Linked DNA regions of Homo sapiens: region 2 is linked to region 1. Evidence: chromatin contacts called from ENCODE Hi-C or POLR2A ChIA-PET data. All regions are on one chromosome and are shown on one strand. The core of a region is the stretch at or near the end of the contact, and the rest is flanking DNA. Distances in the headings are between cores, read along the strand shown.

Region 1 (2,700 bases), core at 46-2,545:
TAAAGGAAAGGTTTTTGTGTTCAATACACTCTGTAAGAAATGAATAAGAATGTTCAGATAATCTTTATGTAGGTCCTTAAGAGTTAAGCTTTGAGTAGAGAGGCTGTTTCTTGATGATGCCAAAAGGATGAAGTATTACCATAAAGCAGAACACGTTATCTCTGAGTGCTATCAATAAAGCTCCATCCAAATCATAGCTTACTTAGAATGCTGAATATTTGTCATCTTCCTCAAACGTGAGAAAACAGATTTTGGCTTTATTGTAATGCTGGCTGGAAGGTTTACTTGCCACATGGCCACAAGGTGGCAGGGCAGTGCCATTCTTCTGGAAGCCACCAGAAAAACGCAGCTAGGACTACGTGGCCACAGGTAGGAAGTCAGCAGTGCTCTTCAAGTTTATGAAGTTGAACTTTCGCTCTCTTTTTAAGCACTCCCTTTTTCTGAAAATCAAAGTAGCACATGTTTTTAATTGAAAATGTTATCCTGGGCAACATAGTGAGACCCTGACTTTATAAAAAATTTAAAAATTAGCCAGCTGTGGTGGTACACACCTGTAATCCCAGCTACTCAGGAGGCTGAGGCACGAGAATCACTTGAACCCAGGAGGTGGAGGCTGCAGTGAGTAGAGATTGTGCTGCTGCACTCCAGCCTGAGTGACAAAGAGAGACCCTGTCTCAAACACACACACACACACACACACACACACACACACACACAGAAAAATATAAAGAATAAAACAAAAAATTCATTATCCCACCACTCAGAAACAAACATGGGATGTGTAGACCATTCCCAGCCTTCTCTGCCAATGCCACCTGCTTAGGATACCCCTCTCTCACCTGCTCTGCAACACCCCTCCTGCCTTATCTCTCTCACTTCCTCACTCTGCCTAACGTGCCTCTCCCCATCTTTCTTCTTAACACTCACTACTATTTCACAGCAGTTGTCACTGCCTCCTCTGCTAGTCCGTGAGCACCATGTGGGCAGATAGCTTGTCCTGTCAACCCCTACCACCAGGAGCAGCAGTCCCAGGATGTCAACCCACTGCATTGCAGAACTGTCTATTTCTCCCTTCAAGTCTGTCATTTTTTTGGCTTCATACATTTTGGAGTTCTGTTGTTTGGTGCATGTCTCAGTCCCTTTTGTGTTGCTATAAAAGAATACCTGAGACTGGGTAATTTATAAAGAAAAGAGTTTTATTTAGCTCATGGTTCTGCAGGCTGAGGATCTCAATGGCATGACCCTGGCTCTGGCAAGGGCTTCTGTGCTGAGTCACAACATGACAGAGAAGGGCAAAGAGGAAGCAGACGTGTGAAGAAAGAGAAACATGAGGGGTGACCTGGCTTTGTAACAACCACACTTGTAGAAACTAATCAATTCCTGTGAGAACTAATCCAGATCCAGTCTTAAAATAGGAAGAACTCACTGACTATCTTGAGAACAGCACCAAGCCATTCATGAGGGATCTGCCCTTATGACCCAAACACTTCCCACTAGGCCCCACCTCCCAACACTACCACATTGGGAATCAAGTTTCAACACGAGCTTTGGCAGGAACAACAACAACAGCAAAACCATGCCCAAATCATAGCAGTGCATATATGTTTATTATTGTTACATCTTCTTGATAAATTGACCCTTTATCAATGAATAGTGAATTTGCTTGTCTTTTGTAATTTTAACTTCATGTCTATTTCATCTGATATTAGTGTAGTTATACCAGCTCTGTTTTGGCAACTATTTGTGTGGAATATCATTTTCTGTCTGTTTATTTTCAGCCTATTTGTATCTTTGGACCTAAAGTTAGTCTCTTGTGGGCAGACAACATGCTTTTATTTTTTAATCCATCCTGCCAGTTTTTGTCTTTTAACTGGTGAGTTTCAGTTATTTATATTTAAAGTGATTACTGATAAGGAAAGATTTACTTTTGCTACTTTGCTCTTAGTTTTATATATTTGTTATGTTTTCCCCCCAATTCTTTCAATATTGCTTTCTTGTTTAATTGATTTTTTTCTAATACAAAGTTTGGATTTCCTCCTAATTTTCTTTTCTGAATATTTAAAAATTATTTTCTTAGGAGCTGCCATGTACTTTCAATTAACATCCTAACTTTTTTTTAAAATAATCAATAGTTATCTCTCTGTATCTATGGAAGGTTGGTTCCAGGACCTCCCTTGGACCCCAAATCCTCAGATGCTCAAGTCTATATATAAGATGGTGTAGTATTTGCATATAATGTACACACATCTTCCTGTATACTTTAAACCATCTCTAGATTACTTACAATGCCTAATAAAATGTAAATGTTATATGAATAGCGGTTATGCTGTACTATTTTTCAAATCCATATGATTTCTAGTCATATTATCTGTGTTGATTTTTTTCAAATATTTTTGACCTTTGGTTGGTCAAATCCTCAGGTACAGAATGTGCAGGTACTGAGAAATAATTACAATTATTATCATTATGAAGAAATTTCAATACTGTAATTGAAATTTGTATCAGGTTAGCTTTAATAATATACAAAAACTCTGCTCCTATACAGCTGTCTCTTCCTAAATTACATCTTTATACATTGTCTCCCATTAACACATATTTATAATAATTTTATGCATTTGTCTTTTAAATTATATATGAAACAAAAAGAAAATTTACAAGGCAAAAACATAATAGTGGCTTTTGTATTTACCAATGTAGTTA
Region 2 (2,700 bases), core at 168-2,667, 260 kb after region 1:
TTTTCTTGTAAATTTAAGTTTCTTGTAGATTCTGGATATTAGACCTTTGTCAGATGGGTAGATTGCAAAAATTTTCTCCCATTCTGTAGGTGAGGCATTTTTATAGTTATTTTTTCTTTTTAATATGTGTCAATCAATATGCCTAGGACTTACAGAGAAGATGGCCCCATACAGGAATATGATGGTCCAGGACTCAGGGATACCTGGCTGGTGCCTCACTAAGTACCCCTCTTCCCTGTGACCTTCTTTTTCCCTTCCATGTAGCTTTATCAAGGTACAGTTGACAAAATTGGCACTTAAGGTGTACAACTTGATGCTTTGATGTACATATACATTGCGGAATGATTATCATCAAGCTAATTCACATACTCGTCATCTATCACCTCACATAGTTACCATTTTGGGGGATTTGTTTTGTGGTGAGAACACTTAAGGTCTACCCTCTTAGCAAACTTCAACTATACAGTATGCTATTGTGAACTATTGTCCCCATGCTGTAGGTTAGATCCACGGAGCTTATTCATCTTGTAACTGATTGTTCAATACCTCCCCATTTCCCTTCCCCGGACCTGTGGTCTTCTTAAGGAACAATTGCCAAATAGTAACTGAAGTTCTAGGTTTTCATTGGCCCAAGCCCTGTCCCTCCCAAAGCAGAGTTCTGGGTGGGAAACTGCAGTTTCGGGTGATGCTGCTGGCTCCAGCTCTCCCTCAGCCACTTCCGCATCTAGGGGTCTTGCCATGCTCTGATTGATTGTTCCTTGCAAAGCAAAGACAAGAAGAAGAGAGCAGAGAAAGAGCCCAGTGCTTTAGGAGGAATCTTCAGCTCTGGTTTGGTTTGCTGATCCCTAGACCTGGAAAAGAGAGGGGAGATGCATGCATAGTATGTGGCTTTTGGCCCCCAGTGACTGTGCCTGAGCAACAGCTAGTACCAGGTAATGTCTTGGACCCTGACCAGTCAGTACGATGTGCTTTGGGGAAAGAGGAGAGAAGTAGAAAGTGGGGAGGGTGGTAGGCAGAGGGGTAAAACTTCCCTTCCCTCCATACCATGCAGGCCGTTTCTCACTTGAATATAGTTGAAGCATAATTCTGTGCACTAGTTGAGGTCTTCCTGTGGTCAGTGGGTCTGTTGACTTGCAGTAATAGATGCTTCACAGATACCAAAGGAAGCTGGGAGTCTTGTGTCTGAAAAGGTTATTCTCTCAAGCTTTTGCTGGTGCAACACAACCAGCATCATATGTTCCTGCCTTCAGTGTGACAGCTCAGGAGGAAACAAGATCCTGATTTAGCAGAAGCAGATGTCTCATAAAATACTTTAACCATGACAAAGTGAAACTGTGAATTAGTCATTTAAGTATTTACTCTAGTGAATATCCAAACAGATGTGCTCATGTAGAAAAGAAAATAAGCTCCTTCCTTCTGTCATTGGACCAATGTGCATGTGACTTTATAGTGTTCTTCCGGTTTCTAGCCAGGTTGTTGCTGAAATATCTTGGCTGTGTATCTTGGATCTGAGCTTGGAAGGCACCTATAGTGATGTGGGAGGTAAATCTCTGAAGGTTGCTTTAGGACACTGAGAATCTGTGTGTAGACTGTGGAGCCCTGGTCCTATGTCCAGTGTCCTGAACTGGCCCAGTGAACCCATGGCAGGCACACACGGGCCCTAGTAAATAGTAGTCTATATTTAGCCCTTTTGGTGGAGGATAAAGTTTATATATCTAATGTCAGGTGCCCATTGGCATCAACGAAGCCAGTTGGCTTTACAGGGGGAACATAAGTACAAGATACCGTGTATTTCTCAGCTAACTATTCTGCAAATTCATGTAAAGATGGTTGCTGAAATTATGTGGAACTTCATCCCCACCACTTAAAAGCAGCTCAAAGCTCCAGTCCTTGCCATATGTTTCCTGGGGGCCCAAATCACCCCTAATTGAGAATGTCTCACTTAGAGTAAGATCCTTGTGTTCTGTGGTGGCCTGTTGGTAGTAGAACCCCAAGAATCAACTACGTTTTACTTACAAGGCTGGCTGACTGGCTGGCTTTGCATCTAAGCCAGGCTTTTGGGAGTGGAAGGAACCATGGCATCTTGTTAGACTTCTGTTCCTCCTGTTCCCTAAGTCTCTACTGTGTGTCCCACTGTTGCTAAGTATCCTTGAAGCACAGTCTTCCTGTGTCACTTATCCACTCTGGAACATCAAACAGCTGCCTGTGTTGAGAAGCCTCCATGATCCTGTCCCACTCTACCTGTCCAAACCTACTTCTCATTATTGCTTGACATGCCTTTTTTGTTTCAGGTGTTTTGGGTTTTATTGTATCAGTTGTTCTTATTCTGAACAGTAGGTACAAAAGATATGAACACTGTTGTGTCTTAGGTTGGAAATGTGCATCCTCAGACTTTAAGAAACTCCAGATTGAGACAAGCTTGGATGCGGATTGAATTCATGGTCAGAAGATGAATTAAATGGAAAGAAAAAAAGGCAACTTGTGCTTGAAGCCTCTAAGCAGTTGCTGAGACTCATTCAGCTCTTGTAGTTGTGCTTGGATCATTCATATAAAGGCCGTTTTAATCTGTTCTTCAGATTCATTCAGGGGAGTATAAAGGTTTACAACTTTGACAGTGGGGCTGGGTGTTGACAGAGGTGACTAGGAAGCTGGTGGCCTTGGCATCCTTAGGGTTTTCTTCTGGGATTACAGGAGCTGGAC

Evidence for each region. A loop is a pair of places that touch in the nucleus more often than their neighbours do. ChIA-PET counts read pairs that join two places held with the same protein, here RNA polymerase II (POLR2A). Pooled maps may share reads with other maps.
Region 2: a map with no recorded cell type shows a loop between it and region 1 (4-fold over the local background). The contact joins two enhancer-like sites. A Hi-C loop is called at or near these places in 4 of 168 maps with a recorded cell type or tissue (GM12878, MCF 10A, mammary epithelial cell and 1 more), 14 of 37 single-sample maps with no recorded cell type and 13 of 50 pooled maps. POLR2A ChIA-PET finds 5 or more read pairs at or near these places in 2 of 52 experiments (BJ and GM12878).

What each region holds. Positions count from the first base shown.
Region 1 is chr18:50,355,031-50,357,730 of GRCh38, reverse strand. LOC105372114 (a long non-coding RNA gene) reads left to right here. Exons shown (of 3, transcript XR_935466.3): 2 at 1,779-1,873. Among named protein-coding and RNA genes, the nearest start is that of SKA1, 19 kb to the left of the region's middle. Within about 2 kb of position 1,295, at least 4 of the 41 ENCODE cell types and tissues checked have a DNase peak (open chromatin) inside an H3K27ac peak, as active enhancers do.
Region 2 is chr18:50,098,853-50,101,552 of GRCh38, reverse strand. The region is part of intron 1 of MYO5B (myosin VB); the gene reads left to right. Among named protein-coding and RNA genes, the nearest start is that of MIR4320, 26 kb to the left of the region's middle. RefSeq lists enhancers at 1,061-1,210, 560-1,759. Within about 2 kb of position 1,417, at least 3 of the 41 ENCODE cell types and tissues checked have a DNase peak (open chromatin) inside an H3K27ac peak, as active enhancers do.